2 separate regions of the Homo sapiens genome follow, and region 1 is linked to region 2. The links are chromatin loops, found by intact Hi-C in ENCODE. Cell type or tissue: CD4-positive, alpha-beta T cell. All regions are shown on one strand. Each heading gives the region's core, and the rest is flanking DNA. Links, peaks and the distances in the headings are about the cores only. Region 1 holds the start of TRAF3 (TNF receptor associated factor 3). Region 2 holds the start of HSP90AA1 (heat shock protein 90 alpha family class A member 1).

What was found. A loop is a pair of places that touch in the nucleus more often than their neighbours do. Peaks named below come from ENCODE experiments on the same cell type or tissue, not always from the same donor. Only the 100,000 strongest peaks of a DNase experiment are listed, where the experiment ranks them.
Region 1: it touches region 2 in a loop (8-fold over the local background); 4 of 110 quality-filtered maps call a loop at or near these places.

What each region holds. Positions count from the first base shown.
Region 1 is chr14:102,771,468-102,780,142 of GRCh38, forward strand. TRAF3 (TNF receptor associated factor 3) reads left to right here and starts at 5,982. Exons shown (of 12, transcript NM_145725.3): 1 at 5,982-6,208. RefSeq lists enhancers at 1-31, 4,555-4,794 and silencers at 5,505-5,564, 5,655-6,264, 6,475-6,524, 6,765-6,824. In CD4-positive, alpha-beta T cell, for the core only: a CTCF peak has its summit at 3,584 (motif pointing right); DNase peaks (open chromatin) are centred at 3,304, 3,604, 6,024, 7,094 and 2 weaker places; H3K4me3 peaks cover 2,331 bases; H3K27ac peaks cover 3,562 bases.
Region 2 is chr14:102,084,134-102,092,694 of GRCh38, forward strand. It overlaps HSP90AA1 (heat shock protein 90 alpha family class A member 1), which reads right to left and starts at 2,911. Exons shown (of 11, transcript NM_005348.4): 1 at 2,853-2,911; 2 at 2,084-2,245; 3 at 1,625-1,991; 4 at 1,165-1,298; 5 at 548-865; 6 at 266-431. The coding sequence starts at 2,245. RefSeq lists an enhancer at 1-786 and silencers at 2,499-2,788, 2,829-3,358, 3,419-3,468. In CD4-positive, alpha-beta T cell, for the core only: no CTCF peak of the experiment used is centred there; DNase peaks (open chromatin) are centred at 2,448, 3,038, 3,508 and 4,478; H3K4me3 peaks cover 3,799 bases; H3K27ac peaks cover 4,261 bases.

The DNA of each region.
Region 1 (8,675 bases), core at 122-8,121, 690 kb after region 2:
TTCACAGTGGGCTTCGTGAGTTTTGCTTCATCCCGATCCTCTTCCCGGTCTCCCATGATGCCTTCAGCAGAAGATGCTTTTTCTTAGGAGTATGATGGAGTTGGATCTATTTTGAGAAGGCATTAAAGGTCGAGGTGGGCCAGGTGCGGTGGCTCACGCCTGTAATCCCAGCACTTTGGCAGGCCGAGGTGAGTGGATCACCTGAGGTGAGGAGTTTGAGACCAGCCTGACCAACATGGTGAATCCCCGTCTCTACTAAAAAAATACAAAAATTAGCCAGGCGTGGTGGCGGGCACCTGTAATCCCAGCTACTCAAGAGGCTGAGGCAGGAGAATGGCCTGAACCTGGGAGGCTGAGGTTGCAGTGAGCCGAGATCATGCCATTGCACTCCAGTCCGGGCAACAGAGCGAGACTCCGTCTCAAAAATAAAGGAAAGAAAGAAAGGAGGGAAGGAAAGGAAGGAAGGAAGGAAGGAAAGAAGGAAGGAAGGAAGGAAGGTCGGTCGAGATGGGCGTGAGGCTCCAGGCAAAGCTGCCTGTAGGATGCCAGCCACGTCCAAGATTCATGTTCTCCCAAAAGATTTCGGGAAAATGCCAGAGATGTGTGTGTGTGTGCGTGTGCGTGCATACAAATCCCAGAATGGGTTCCCTAAAATGAGGATGGCTGGGGGCAGTGGCTCACGCCTGTAATCCCAGCACTTTGGGAGGCTGAGAAATGAGGATCATTTGAGCCCAAGAATTCCAGACCAGCCTGGGCAATGTAGAGGGACCGTCTCTACAAAAAAAAAAAGTAGTTGGGCATATGGTGACACACATGGTGACACACACTTGTGTTTTCAGCTATTCAGGAGGGTGAAGAGGGAGGACTGCCTGAGCCTGGGAGGTCAAGTCTACAGTGAGCTATGATTGCACCACTGCACTCCAACCTGAGTGACAGAGTGAGACCCTGTCCCAGAAAAAAAAAAAAAGGGTATCTTCATCTCCCCGAGTGGTCCACGGAGAAAATCAGAGCTGGTTTTCTTCTAATTGATTGTTATTATTATTATTTTTGAGACAGAGTCTGGCTCTGTCACCCAGGCTGGAGTGTGGTGGCACAATCTTGGCCCACTGCAACCTCCGCCTCCCATGTTCAAGCGATTCTCCTGCCGCAGCCTCCCAAGTAGCTGGGATTACAGGCGCGGGCCACCACGCCCAGCTCATTTTTTGTATTTTTAGTAGAGACGAGGTTTCACCATGTTAGTCAGGCTGGTTTTGAACTCCTGACCTCAAGTGAACTGCCCGCCTGGGCCTCGCAAAGTGCTAGGATTACAGGCATGAGCTACAGTGCCCGGCCTCTGATTAATTATTTTTATTTTGATTTTTTTGTAGAGACGAGATCTCATCGTGTTGCCCAGGCTGGTCTCAAACTCCTGGCCTCAAGCGATCCTCCTGCCTCAGCCTCCCAAAGTGCAGGGATTACAGGTGTGAGCCAGCTAGCCCGCTAGAACTGTTTTTCTGTGGCCGGGGACCCCAGCCTCTCACCTTCCCTGTCATCACTGCCCTCTCCTCCCCTCTCGAATATCCCGCGTGAGGGGTTTGCACACCCACGCCCATCTCGACCTTCCTTCCTTCTTTCCTTCCTTCCCTCCTTTCCTTCCTTCCCTCCTTTCTTTCTTTCCTTTATTTTTGAGACGGAGTCTCACTCTGTTGCCCAGGCTGGAGTGCAATGGCGTGATCTCGGCTCACTACAACCTCAGCCTCCCAGGTTCAGGCCATTCTCCTGCCTCAGCCTCTTGAGTAGCTGGGATTACAGGTGCCCGCCACCATGCCTGGCTTGCTCTGCCTCCCCACCCCCATTTCCTCTGCATTTGTTTACAAGCATCCCTGGCCCGAGAAGGGCACCAGCAGCTTGCTTCTTTGCTGGCGACCTCTGCTGTCAGCCAGGGTCTACTTCAAGGACAGGATGGGCTTCCCAGCCCAGCTGCCCCACTGTGCACTCACGACAGAGCGGGGTGCTTTGGCGCCACGACCACCCCAGCTCCCTGAACCCCCTTCGACATCTTCAGCAGCTCTTTCAGTCTAAAATGGTGTTTTCAAACTTCAGGTCATGAATCAAAAGTAAGCTTAAAGGGTAATGGCCACCATTAAAAAATAAACAGAACGGAAAATATCGGAGTGCGCCGCAGGTTTGAGATGATCTGTTGTTACGTGTGTGTACACACACAGGTTATGAACAACTGGGTTACCATGTAAAATGTATTCAAAGGTTCAGAAGCCACTTGTTGGAACAATTAGTAAAACTGTGATTCTGCCGTGCATCAGGGTCCGCCCCCCGAGGCTGGGCACCATGGCTCACACCTGTAATCCCAGCACTTTGGGAGGTTGAGGTGGGCGGATCACCTGAGGTGAGGAGTTCAAGACCAGCCTGGCTAACATGGTGAAACCCTGTTTCTTTTTTTTTTTTTTTTTGAGAGGGAGTCTCGCTCTTTCACCCAGGCCGGACTCTTTTGCCCAGGCTGGACTGCAGTGGCGCTATCTCTATCTCTGCTCACTGCAAGCTCCGCCTCCCGGGTTCAGGCCATTCTCCTCCCTCAGCCTCCCGAGTAGCTAGGACCACAGGCGCCCGCCACCGCACCTGGCTAATTTTTTGTATTTTTAGAAGAGACGGGGTTTCACTGTGTTAGCCAGGATGGTCTCGATCTCCTGACCTCGTGATTCGCCCGCCTCGGCCTCCCAAAGTGCTGGGATGACAGGCGTGAGCCACCGCGCCTGGCTGTGAAACCCCGTTTCTACTAAAAATACAAAAAATTAGCCAGGCATGGTGGTGTGTGCCTGTAATTCCAGCTACTCAGGAGGCTGAAGCAGGAGAATGGCTTGAACCTGGGAGGTGCAGGTTGCAGTGAGCTGAGATCGCGCCATTGCATGCCAGCTTGGACAACAAGAGTGAAACTCCGTCTCAAAATAAAATAAAACAAAACAAATCAAAACCAAGGTCCCCACCCCCCACCCCCAGGCCACGTGTAGCATGTTTGAGTGAGAGAAGTTGCCAGCACCCTTCAGCCCAAGTTGACCCACAGGGGCCAGTGGTTTTTGTGTGGGAAGGCGCCACCTGAGGCACAGACCATCACATTCAGGGAGAGTTATAAGAAAACCCCTTTCCTAGCCCCAAAGCCCCTGGCACTCTGCCACGAATACCTTTTCCTTCTCACTGAAAGACAAACAGGATGGCCTTCTGAGCTGTTGCATGTCTGTGAGTCACTTGAGTATCTGCATGCACTTCTCCAAAAATGCAGCAAGCAGAACATGTAATGCTACATCAACTCCTGTGAGAAATGCGTCCAAAGATGGTGTCGGTTTGTTGTTGGACGTTGCCATAGGGAACAGAGATCTGCCTTTGAAGTACAGCGAGGAGAGAGCTCTCCTTCCTGCCCATCACTGCTGCCCTGTGGCTCTAACTGCAGGGGCGAGAACACCCGCCACCAACCCCCAAAGCAGTTGCCCTGCTTGGGGCAAACTTCTTTGTCCTGTCCCCCTTCAATTCCCCACAGCAGAGGATCTTCAGAACTGCTCAATTGGAGAAGAAAAAGGAGGAGGAGGGGAGGGAGAGAAAGGGAGGGAATAGGTCTCACCAGCAGAGGGCTCAGCCTGGTTGTGCCTGACTTCATTCTCAATGTTGCTTTCTAATGCTAGGCTGGAGCATGAAAAGAGCCGCAGAAAACCCTCTCATGGGTCTTTGGACCTTCTGCCTTGCTTCTTCTTTTCTTTTCTTTAATTATTTATTTATTTTTATTTTTTTGAGACAGGGTCTCGCTCTGTTGCCCAGACTGGAGTCCAGTGGTGCCATCATGGCTCACAGCAGCTTCAACCTCATGGACTCAAGCGATCCTCCCGCCTCAGCCTCCCAAAGTGCTGGGACCACAGGCATAAGCCACCATCCTACTTTTTTTTTTTTTTTCCAGACAGAGTCTCACTCTGTCGCCCAGATAGGAGTACAATGGCACAATCTCAGCTCACTGTAACCTCCGCCTCCTGGGTTCAAGTGATTCTCTTGCCTCAACCTCCTGGGTAGCTGGGATTACAGGCACACTCCACCACGCCCGGCTGATTTTTGTGTTTTTAGTAGAGACGTGGTTTCACCATGTTGGCCAGGCTGGTCTCGAACTCCTGACCTCAGGTGACTTGCCTGCCCGCGGCCTCCCAAAGTGCTGCAATTACAGGTGTGAGCCACCATGCCCGGTCCATGTCCTGCTTCTTTTAAAACAACCAAAAATAGTCCAGCCTAGGAAAGGGAGTCTTTCCTGATTTTGGCAAAGTTAAACCAGGCCATAGGTAACACACAGCATAAGGCAGGCGTTGGGAGTGGGCCCCAGTCGACAGGGTGCCAGGACTGTGGGCTAAGCAGGGCTGGGGACATGGGAGGCCTCAGTGCCTGGGCTATGGGAAGTGGTTGGGACCCTGAGCCTGAGGTCAGTAACATCCCAACTCCTGACAGGCAAGAAAGGGCACCTGAGGCTCCCAAGGGGAGTCCACCATGGGGGTGGGGGAGACCGCTGGAGTCCATAGGTCCCTGTGAGGGACGGCGAAGGCGGGCCTGTCACCTCTAAAAGAGCTGTGCCTGTGGCGCAGACGGGGGTGCCACTGTGGCCTGGTGAGTGTGGCTGTAGAACAAGCATCTGTTGGGCTAATGGAGCCAGAGACATGGTCCAATGTCTCTGATGTCCAGATAGACTTCCAGCAGCCAGGTCGGACTATCTGGGGTTCTGGAACGTTCCATGGGTGAAGCTGTAGGAGGAGATGCTGGACTTCCTGCCTCCACTCACATGAGTCACTGGAGCAATACAAGAAGGCAGACTGGCCTTGGCTACTCACACTGGTCTCAGCTCTGGGGTAGGGCTCTTTATAAGCCTTCTTGAGAAGTGAAAAATGCAAAGTCCTTTCTGTCCCCTCACCACTGACTTGCAAACTCCAGCGAAGGCCTCACCCCTCAGCTGGCCCAGAGCCTCCCAGAAGCCCTCCCTTCGCTTCCCACCTCGCCAGGCCCAGCCAGGCTGGGTGCTGCCTTGGTGGGCCTAGGTGAATCACTGACACACCACTGATGCCTTTGGGGCAGAAGGCAGAGGCCTCGGGAGAAATGCGCAGGCCCCAGCGGCCTGGTGGAGGGTGCAGGGGGCGCAGGGGCAGCCAGGACCGCCGAGGACGCTGGGGGCACGTGGCAAACTGGCTACCCTGTCCACCCGTGAGCAAGACACCACTCCGGGGGCGTGGGAGGGTCCAAGGGAGGGAGAAAGGAAAGTGCCACCAAACTAATGTGGAGCCCTGCCCTCTGCATGCGAAAAGGGGCTCCACGGCCTGAGTCACCCTCAGCCCCACCTGCGTGTGCGCGAGGGTGCGTGGCCTGGTACGCGTGCGCACGGTGTTGGTGAGCGTGTGTGTGCGTGTCCGCTTGAGGGGAATGTGACCGTCGTGTATGCGTCCGCGACAGTGCGGGGGGCCGCATATCGGACCCGTGCGTGTGCGTAGGGGTCGCGTGTGGCCATGGGCACACGGGCGTGCACGCACGGGGGCTGCGTATGCTATGCTGGCGTGGGGGGTGCGGGCGAGGTGGCCGCGGGGAGGAGCGGCGCCAGCACCTCTCGGCCCCCACGCGGCCTGCGTGGCTTTTTGACCCGGAAAGGCGGGGACGCGGGGACGCGCGGCGGCGGGGGCGCGGCGGGGGCGGCGCAGAGCGAGGAGGCCCGCGGGGCGCGCGGCGGGGACGGGAGGGAGGCGGGGGGCGCCCGGGGCCGTCCCCGCCCCGCGCCGCGGCGCCGCCGTTGCTAAGGCCGGGCGGGCGGCCGCCGGGCGCTAGGGCCCTTAGCAACGGGTCGCGGGCGCGCGCGGGGGGCCGGCGGGCGCGTGGGGCCGGCGGCGCTCGCGGGCTCCTGCCGCTCCCACGCGCGCGGGCGGCGGGGGCGGGGCGGCGGGCGCGCCGGGGATTTCCAGCGCGCGAGAGGAAGTGCCTGCGCGGGGCTGCGTGAGGGAGCGAGGGAGCGAGGGAGCGCGGCGCGGCCGCCGCGTGCGCGAGCCGGGGTTGCAGCCCAGCCGGGACTTTCCAGCCGGCGGCAGCCGCGGCGGCCGCCGGCTCTTCCCCGCCCCCCGCCATGGGGCAGCCCGGGGAGCAGAACGCTGCGGACCGCGGCGGAGGACGCGCCCGGCGCCCCTGAGCCGGCCGAGCGGCGACGGACCGCGAGGTAAGGGGCCGCGGCGGGCGGGCGGGCCTCCGGCGCGCGGCCGGGCGCCTCCATCCCCGTCGCCTCCATCCCGCGCCCTGGGCGGCGGGGCCCGGGGGCCTCGGGGCTGCCCGGCGCGGGCCCGGCGCGGCGCAGGCCCGGCCCGTCCCAGCGGCGACGGCGGGGCGCGGCTTCAGCCTGGCCCCGCGCCCCAGCCGGGCTGCCTCCCGCCTCCGGACGCCTCAACTTCGGCAAACTTTGTCCCGGAGGCCGGGCTCGGGGCCCGAGGGGGCCGGGGCGCCCGCACCTTTTCAGGAAACGGGGCGCGCAGGCCTCGCTACGGCCGTGACCCCCGCTGGCGTTGAGGACCCGGCACCCCGCGGGGCCGCGGGTTTCACGCGGGGGGACGGGCGGCTCAGGGGCTGCGTGGCCGAGCGCGCTGCCCGGGCCGGCCGGGGGGGCCCGGGCGTTATTGGAAAGTTGGTCCTGAGTCATTCCGCCTCAGAGGCGCCTCCGACCGCTTGGCGGGCGGCGCGGGGGTCCGGGTATGGGCAGAGGGCGCGAATCCCCCTCGCGCGGCCGCCGAGGGCCGGCGACTCCCGGGGCACCGGGCGGCTCCTGGCCGCGGGCTCTGCGTCTTCCCCGCGGGCGCCAGGCGGCTCTCGGCGGGCTGGCCGGTTCCACGCCGCCAGCCAGCCCCGTGTGGGGACTTCGGTCTAGTATTTGGACCCGAGGAGATAATTCTGTGTGGAAAATTCTCTCCCTTCGGTTGGAAACAGTAACAAACTGGAAACGGATGAGGTGTTATGGACGTGCTTGGAAATGCAAGAAACCTTCAGATTACGAGCTGTTGACGGGACCAGTTGTATTTCACGTTTTTCGAATTAAGCTCAGAATCAGTTTTCAGAATGACATGTGATGCGTGGTGCGTGGTGTGTGTGCCTGTGTGTGTGTATGGATATAATTCATTCATTTTTGTGGCGTCAGAAAGGTTATGTCGAGCGTTGTAGCGGCTTCTTAATTTACATTCACGGCATACAACTGAAGAGGAGCCATTATTTATTTTTTTTCCTAGCATTTGCTGCGACTACACACTGCCGGAGCGTTTGGAAATGTTGTTTGCTGTTACCCTGTATTTGTCTATAAAATTCTTACTGTAGGGAATGGCCAAGTGGACCATCAGTTCGTCCTGAGATCTTCTCATGTCTCTCACGTCTTTGAAAATGGCCTGTGAACAGACTGCATCATATGTAGGATGTCTGGCAAAATAGTGTACAGCGTTCTTTTCTCAAATGAGAGGAAATGTGTACCTTTTCGCCGCGTTGTGACAATGTAAATGTTAAGAATTAGTCTAAAGATGAAAATTCTTTGGCCAAAACAAGATAAGCCTTATCGATATGAAAACTGGAAAACATCACATGGGACTGGAAATCCTGTGAGTGGGTGCTCATGACGGAAACCCTGACAGACCTTGGATTCCAGCATCGCTGGTGAAAATCAGACCTTATCATGGATAAGGGTTAAGATGTAAGGTGTCTCACCCAGACGCCATCTGTTCCAGCTGTCAATGCAGAAGCCAGGAAAGGAGAGAGAGCTGGCCAGGGAGAATTCCAGCTTTTTTTTTTTTTTTTTTTTTTTTTTTTTGAGACATTCATGTGAATTTCTCTGCGAGGGGAAAGAAGACCAATTATTTTCCTTGGATGCTGTCCCTTCTTTTGGAATTAATAAGATGGCTTCACTCAGTGAGAGGCTGTAAAGACATTTCACTGGAAACAGGCAGTAACAGTGGCCAGTTGTTTCTGTTAATACCATCAAAATATCCCTACTCTTGTTTGTGCCTTGAAGAAAGTCCTTCATTTAACTGAGACATCTGAGCCTGCGTTGCGGATTCTGATTCTCTAAATACTCCTGCAAGAATCCCTTTAATTTTTCACTGTGCAACTCAAGAAGGACCTTTCTAGGGTATTGTCAGGATACGTATGCTAATGATATTGTCAGGTTAGGTGAGAATGATTGATCACTCCCTTAAAATCCTTTTTTATGATGTTAAAGCTGTACTTTAAGAAAGATAAAACTGCCACTGTGGCGTTGCAAGTCTGAGCTAGCTCAAGCAAACAAAGGAAATTGCGTTAAATTTGCCCAACTCTATTTTCTCATCTTCATATAGCAAGACTCTCCAAACAGCAAGTGATCTAACCTATCAAGTATTATGCAATAGCTGAATTTCCTTGCAATGGTCAGTTTAAAGAACTGTTAACTTAGCAGAGGCGACGTCTCGTGGCCAAGGCCCTTAGGGTCCACTCCATGGAATCAGGACCCCTTGCTGCTGCTTTGCGAGTGTTCATGGAGGAAGAAAAATCACTTGGTGTTCTTTTTTTGCATGGAAGAGTCATAATAACTGACTTCAGATACAGAGAAAGTGGGAAGAGTGAGAAAGAAGGAGGTGAGGCCAGAGGATTTGGAAGGCTACCAGAGAGAAGCAGCCGAG
Region 2 (8,561 bases), core at 1-8,000:
ATCTCCACTCACTGCAACCTCTGCCTCCCGGGGGGGTTCAAGCTGTTTTCATGCCTCAGCCTGCCACTACATGGGGCTAATTTTTGTAATTTAGTAGAGATGGGGTTTCACCATGTTGCCCAGGCTGGTCTTGAACTCCTGACCTCAAGTGATCTGCCCACCCCGGCCTCCCAAAGTGCTAGGATTATAGGTGTGAGCCACCATGCCCACCCAGAAAGTACTTCTTTAATCAGTGACAGTGATTATTTTTCCTATCTATACTTACTCAGATATTCAGGGATTAGCTCCTCACAGTTATCCATGATGAAAACTCTGCGTACATACAATTTGATGTTGTTCTTTTTCTTTCTGTTTTCAAACAGATCAAAAGGAGCACGTCGTGGGACAAATAGAAGGGCTCTGAATTCCAACTGTCCTTCAACTGAAAAATGCTGTAATAAAACAGATACACTAAGTACCAATGAACAATGCATTATAGAAGATATTTGGGGTGGTGGAGAAAGATGATAATCTAAGGACAAGCTTGAAGCACCCATCAGTCACTCACCTTCACTGCCAAGTGATCTTCCCAGTCATTGGTCAAGCTCTTATAGAATTCTCCGTACTCCTCATTAGTAATATCGTCGGGATTTCTGGTCCAGATGGGCTTTGTTTTGTTGAGCTCTTCTTGATCGATGTACTTTTCCTTAATCTTCTTCTTCTTCTTCTTGTCACCATCCTTCTTTTCTTCTTCCTCATCAGAACCAACATCTTCAATTTCAGGTTTGTCTTCCGACTCTTTCTCTTCTTTTTCTTTTTCTTCTTCTTTGTCTTCCTTTTCTTCAGCCTCATCATCGCTTACTTCTTTATCACGTTCCTTCTCCACCTTCAAAAGAAAACACGAAATCACATCACTGCTGCACTCCAGAACTAAGCGACAGCGCTGCACCACTATTTTCAACCTAAGGCCCAAGTCTAAATTAGCCAACTTGAGAAGCACCCAGCTTTTCATCAATATTTGATACATCCACTTAATAGCCCGAGGAACTTTTACAGAGTTAGGTAGTAGAGCTTAGGTTCCCCAGGCTTCAGACTAGTTGAACAGATCTAGGGACTAAGGATGTAGTACAGTCACCCCAATCACCTACAGACAGAAATTCACTCTGCAATTACATAAAAACTTACAAAAAGAGTAATGGGATATCCAATAAACTGAGAATGTTTCTTCACAATCTCCTTTATTCTTCGTTCCTCCAAGTACTCAGTTTGGTCTTCTTTCAGGTGTAGGATAACTTTTGTTCCACGACCCATAGGTTCACCTGCAAGAGAAGAAAGAAAAATTGACTTAATACATTCAATTTAGTGCTCAACGCCATGCCTAACACCCTTATAACGTGTCTATAAAGCAAGGTTTGCCGTTACTACAGATGCAAAGGCCACCACAGCAGAACCTTTTGGGCAAGGTGCCTCGCCCAAAAGAACCGCCCACCAAGTCATGCCATTACACTAATTAAGTGCTCTAGCTTGTTCCTGATCGTTGGGCAAACACAAATTCTGTAAGCTTCACCGCATCCCCAGGGGTCCAAGGGTTGCAGCACCCCACCCTTCCACCGCTCACTTAACCAGTGAATGTTCAGGTGCCTACCTGTGTCTGTCCTCACTGTGAATGATCCCCCTGCTGAGGACTCCCAAGCGTACTGCTCATCATCGTTATGTTTGGTGATCACAGTTACTTTCTCAGCAACCAAATAAGCAGAATAAAAACCAACACCGAACTGGCCAATCATAGAGATATCTGCACCAGCCTGCAAAGCTTCCATGAACGCTTTGGTCCCAGACTTGGCGATAGTACCAAGGTTATTGATCAAGTCAGCCTTGGTCATTCCAATTCCAGTATCCACAATAGTGAGAGTTCGATCTTGTTTGTTCGGTATAAGGTTAATATGCAGCTCTTTCCCAGAGTCTAATTTACTGGGATCTGTCAAGCTTTCATACCGGATTTTGTCCAATGCCTGTTAACAAAAAATATTAATTTAAGCATACAGCACCCCCAAGAAGTTCACACTGAAACCAAAATCCGATTCTGGGTTAATAAGTGACTTACATCTGATGAATTTGAAATGAGCTCTCTCAGAAAGATCTCTTTGTTCGAGTAGAAAGTATTGATGATCAATGACATCAACTGGGCAATTTCTGCCTGAAAGGCGAACGTCTCAACCTCCTCCTCCTCCATCGGTTGGTCTTGGGTCTGGGTTTCCTCAGGCATCTGGAACGACACCGCGCCGGTTTAAAACCTTGCAGGACGTCTACAGAGGCAACACGAAATTCCATCGCGTTCTCCAAATATTTTTAAAGCCGAATTGGAGATTTGCGAAGTTTAAGTAAACCGAAAATAGAAGGGCGGCTGACAAAGGATGACCTCATTTCGGAGCGCGGCAACTACCACGAGCGTGTGCGCGCTTCCGGGAGGCCGCCGCAGGCCCGGGCCCAGTCCCCCGCCGCGGTCCCCAACGAACACCCCGGGTGCCCTCCCGCGCGGGCTGCGGCTCCGCCACGGCGGCCTCCTCCGCCTGCGCCCCCAGCGGGGCCGGGCGGGGGACCCCCGCGGCGGGGCCGCTCTGTTCGCGTGCGGCGCCAGCTCTGGCGCTGCTGCAGAGCCTCGGGGAGCCCGCGGCCGCCCGGCCCATTCCTGAAGCGGGGTGCGGAAACCGCAGCGGTCCCGAGGCCTCCGGAATAGAAAGCGCGGCCGCCCGGGAGCGCGGCCCTGGCTGCTTCAGGGATCTGGTCCGGCCCCCACAGCCTCCGCCCCGCGCCAGCCGCCCCCAGTCCCGGTCCCCAGTCCACCTCCACAGGCCCCCACAACCACCCGTCACCTTGGCTAAGTGACCGCACAGGACCAACGGCACAGCCACACCGGGACGCTGAAGCAACTGACGCGCCACCCCCGCGCCTGCCTTATATAGCGACGGGCCCGCCCAGCGCGCGGCGCTTTTTCCAGAAGCCTCCCGAACCTTCCGGAAGAACCCTCCCCAGCCGCCGCCGCGGCCGCGCGCCTACGCATGCGCCGTTGCCGCGGCACCCCGCCCCCGCGCCTTCCTGCGGGCGCGCGCAGGCCCTGCTCGTGGCCCGGCCCGGGCAACCTTCCCTCAATCGCCGCCGCGCGCCTCTCGCACGCCCCCGCGCCGGCCTCAATGCGCCTGCGCGGCCCGGAATTCTCGGGAAGGTCCGGGCGCCTTCTGGGGCCGCCCGCGCCCTCCGCCCTGCACCCCCACCTGCCGCGGGCGGGCGGAGGGCACGCCCGGGCGTGGGGGCCTTTGAAGTGAGGTGTAGTTGGTCACCCGGGCTGAGCGGAACGCGGGGCCGGGGTGGGAGGCGCGCCTGGAGGGAGGGTCGTGCGTGGACGGAGAGCGGCCCGGGTCTCACGCGCCCGGGAGACTTCCGGAGCCGTCGTCCTGACTGGCGCCGCGCCCGCTGCCAAAGAATCCAGCCGCAAGCGGCGCCGGGATCGCGGGGCTCTGCCCTCTGGGGGCTGTTAGCCTCAGGCTGCTGCGCACTGGGGAGGCTGTCCCGCGGCCTGCGCGCTCGGGGATTCTCCAGACCCACCGCTGGCTCGGGAGCGCTCCCTACTTTTGGGTTCCCCGAAAGCCATGTGCTTCATACTTAAGGGTCCCTTAGCTTGGGAATCGGGGACTTGGTGAACAAATTCATGCTTACCCAGCTACACCCGGCATGATTTTGAAAAGCCCATCGTTTTGCCGACCGATTTGCGGTCTCCAAATTAAGTATCTAACACTTTGGTGATTAACTTGCCCTAAAAGGTTTTTTTTTTTTTTTTTTTCTTTTTTTTTTTTTTGGACAGGCTCTCGCTTTGTCGCCCAGGCTGGGGTGCCGCGGCGGAATCTCGGCTCACTGCAGCCTCGACCCTCCCGGGCTCAGGTGATCCTCCCGCCTCAGCTTTCCCAGTAGCTGGGACGAGCGTGGGCAGAGGACCACAGGCGCGGACACCACACCTGTCTAGTTTTTGTATTTATTTGTAGAGTCGGGGTTTCACCATGTTGCCCAGGCTGGAAAAGCCAGTTTCTACATGGGAATTTTCGGATATTTTGGCCAAGGCCAGCTGTGGGAACCTTGGAGGCATTGGGGTTCCTTCGACCTGGCTTCCCTGCCTAGTCCATGTCCTCTTCCTCTTTGTCTCTGGCGCCTCCCATGATTGGGCCGCCTCCTGCCTAGACTCATAGCCAGGCCCTCGGAATAATCTGAAAGCTCCTTGCCGTGTAAAGAAACGATGGAACTACCTCCGCTTCCTGGTCTTTAGGGAAACGCAACTTGCTCAGGAGCAGGGGTTTTCAGACTGCGGCCTGGGACCCCCTTAAGAGCGTGTGAAATCAACATAAAGCGTCTTGCCTGGCATTACAAAGCGGGGGAAGTGGAAGGAAACTAGCAGCCACGTGGCGCGGGCCCCAGCGGTGGTGACCGGGTGTGTGCCTGGTCCTGTGGTAGCTGTTGCGCAGCCTGGGGGCGCGCCCCCGGCCCAGGCTTTCCTACAGCTGCAGCCTGGACTGGCGGGGAGGAATCCGGAAGCAGGAAGAGCGGTGAGCGGGTCGCTGAAGGGGCGCAAGGTCTTCCCTGGCGACTGCCGCCTTTGCCTGTTTCCTTCCTGTCACCACCAGCCACTGTCCCCGCTCTCCTCACTTGTAGGAACTTTTCCTACCGCAGTTTCTGCCATTGCCCAGGGGGTTTGAGATATAGAGGAGCCATCCAGGGCCCTAACTCTGACGTTCTTTTTTTTCTTTTCTTTTTTTTTTTTTTTTAGACAAAGTCTCACTCTTGGTCCCCCAGGCTCGAGGGCAATGGCACAATCTCTGCTCACTGCAACCTGCTCACTGCAACCTCTACCTCCTGGGTTCAAGCGATTCTCCTGCCTTAGCCTCCCGAGTAGCTGGGATTACAGGCACCCACCACTACGCCCGGCTAATTTTTGTATTTTTAGTAGAGACGGGGTTTCACCATGTTGGCCAGGCTGGTCTCGAACCCGTGACCTCAGGTGATCCGCCCGCCTCGGCCTCCCAAAGTGCTGGGATTACAGGCGTGAGCCACGGCGCCCGGCCAGCTCTGACATTCTTTGTCCTTTGTTTTGGGGACCTTCATTTACCCCCATTTCTCCAGTGAACCTGCTCCAAAGCCCCTCCCTGGGTCTGGGCATCACTGGGAACCACTGTTTCCCGTCAGGCCCCATCTTTAATGTCCCTTCTTCCTTCCACAACTTCTTGTCTTTCCAGCTCTCCCCCCTCGGTTAATAAACAGGACATTTTTGTCCTGTCTCCAGGTGACATTCCACAGTTACCCACCAGGTGCGAACTCTGTAATGGTTTCTACCATCAACACGCCAGCCCCTGGCTGTTCCTTCTCTCTTCTCAGACTCATGCCCCTCTCCCTGGCACATCACGGAGCTCTTGGAGGTGGGTCTTTGCCCCCAGGAAATCTTGTCCAGCACTCTCACTAATAGAACTTGTGTGCAGATGACTCACGGAAGAGCCCGGCCAGGACTCAGCTCCAGACCTGGATGCTGAGCCTCATGAGCTTCCCCCCTGTCTCCAGCCCTCTTTGAGGGCTCGTTAGCCAGGTCACTGACTATCCCACCTTAAAGAACCCCAAGCATCCCCACAACGGATCTGGCACTGAGTCCTGCCACTTCTGCCTCCTAAGTACCTCTTGAACCCAGCCACTTCCCTCCACCTTCATCCCCCGCTTCCACACAACCGTCAGCTCACCTGGAAGGCCTCCATAACCACCTAACTGCTCCCTGCATATGGTCTGGTCTGTCTCCAAACTGTAGCCAGGGTGAGCTTTGAGAACACAGACCTGGCCCTATCTATTCCCTCCTCCCCACCCTCTGCAAATTCTAGCTGACTTCCCATCCTTCTAGGAGGAAGACAGAGCTCTTTAGGCCTGTGAGGCCCTGCAGGTCGCTGCTGCCTCCCCATACAGCGCCAGTTCCCACTGTGCTCCTATTTCTGTGTCTGGCGCACTCCCCATGACTCGCCCCCACGAGGCTGTGCAAATGCTGTTCCCTCTGCCTGGAACACCATTCCCTCTGTTCTTCTCTAATTAATTTTTAATGGATCTTCTGCTCACACATTTTCTTAGGAACCCCACCTGCCTCCCACCAGGCCAGGTGTCCTGTCATGGAGAGGTTCTCAGAATGTGGTGCCCTCTCCTTCAGAGTACAGACCACATGTGCTCCTCTGCTTCCTCTAGCCCTCCAACCCCAAGTTCTTCCACTCCTGCTTCACCGCCTTTTCTGTCCAGCCTCCTCCTCTTCCTTCCTCAACAACATATTTCTTTTTTTTTTTTTGAGACGGAGTCTTGCTCTGTCGCCCAGGCTGGAGTGCAGTGGTGCGATCTTGGCTTGTTACAAGCTCCGCCTCCCGGGTTCACGCCATTCTCCTACTTCAGCCTCCCTAGTAGCTGGGACTACAGGCGCCCGCCACCACACCTGGCTAATTTTTTGTATTCTTTAAGTAGAGAGGGGGTTTCACCGTGTTAGCCAGGATGGTCTTGATCTCTTGACCTTGTGATCCGCCCGCCTTGGCCTCCCAAAGTGCTGGGATTAGAGGCGTGAGCCACAGTGCCTGGCCTCAACAACGTATTTCTAATAGATCACCAAGCCTTGCAGATTTAGCATCCTAAATATTTGTTGACCTCGTCCCACAGTGATGTTGCTGTTAGGGCAATCTGACCATTTTCCTCCTCTATTTGAAAGCTTTCAGTGTCCCTCAGTAAAGCTGGAGCATGGATTCTGGATCCAGGTGGCCTGGATTCAGATCTTAGCTCAGCCACTGCCTGTGTGACCCAGGGCAAGTCACTTACCCTTTCTATGCATCCAGTTCAGTATCTGTAGCATAGACATGAACATGTCTTCTTCATAGAGTGGTTATGAAGCTTAAATGAGCCACTTCTGGTTTTGGAGATGGCTCAGGTGATAGCCTACCCCATAGCAATTTATGCCCCCTCACTTGCTTGCCAGGCAGCAGGCTAGCTACTTTGCATGCAGTTTCTTAGTCCTCTCGACTCTGAAGTAGGTGTCTTTGGTCCCACTGTACAGTTGAGAACACTGAGGCTTAGGAGAGGTAAGTCCTTTACTCAGGGTCACCCAGAGCAAGGGCCTCCAGGGCAGTTACACCCAGGTCTGGCTCATGATTTTTGTTTTATCCTGATAAACAGTCTCAGCTGGGTGCAATGGCTCACACCTGTAATCCCAGCACTTTGGGAGGCTGAGGCAGACCAATCAATTGAGGTCAGAAGTTTGTGACCAGCCTGGACAACATGGTGAAACCCCATCTCTACAAAAAATACAAAAAAATTTAGCTGGGTGTGGCAGCACACACCTGTAGTCCCAGCTACTCGGGAGGCTGAGGCAGGACAATTGCTTGAACTCAGGAGGCAGAGGCTGCAGTGAGCCGAGATTGCACCACTGCACTCCAACCTGGGCAACAGAGTGAGACTGTCTCAAAAAAACAAACAAACAAAAAAAGAGACAGTCTCACTCTCTTGCCCAGGCTGGAGCACAGTGGCACAAACATGGTTCACTACACCATCAGCCTCCTGGGCGCAAGTGATCCTTCTGCCTCAGCCTCCTGAGGAGCTGGGACCACAGGCATGTGCCACCACACCCAGCTAAATTTTATTTTTTTTGTAGAGATGAGGTCTTGCCATATTACCCAGGCTGGTCTTGAACTCCTGGACTTAAGGAGTCCTCCCACTGTGGCCTCCCAAAGTGCTGGGATTACAGGTGTGAGCCACCACAACTGCCCTTGGCTCATTCATTTTGATACATTTTCTCATTTTCATTCAGCTCAAAATATTTTTAAAATTTCCTTTTATTTCTTGACTCATGGGTTATTTTTACATGTTTTACTTTTCAAATAGTTGGAGGTTTTTCAGATTTTTTTTGTTACTGATTTTTTTTTTTTTGAGACAGTCCCGCTCTGTCGCCCAGGCTGGAGTGCAGTGTCGCGTGCTCTTGGCTCACTGCAACCTCCGCCTCCTGGGTTCAAGCAATTCTCATGCCTCTGTCTCCCAAGTAGCTGGGATTACATGCATGCGTCACCACACCTGGCTGACTTTTTTGTATTTTTAGTAGAGATGGGCTTTCACCATGTTCACCAGGCTGGTCTCAAACTCCTGGCCTCAAGTGATGTGCCTGCCTCGGTGTCGCAAAATCCTGGGATTACAGGAGTGAGCCACCATGCTATTATTGATTTCTAATATTTAATTCCATTGTGGTCAGAGAACATACTTTGCATGATTTAAATCCTTTTAAATTTATTGGGCCTTGTTTAATGGCCCAGAATATGGTCTATTTTGTTTAAATGTTCTTTTTGAAAAATAATTATGCTGAGAAAGATGCCAGTCAGTCATTTATATAAAATTTTAGAAAATGCAAACTAATCTATAGTGACAAAAAGCAGATCACTGGTTGCCTGTAGGAGGTGGGGCAGACAGGGGCAGGAGGGAAGGATCACAGGGACCTGAGGAAACTTTTGGATGATGAATCTTCATTATTTTGATTGTAGTGATGG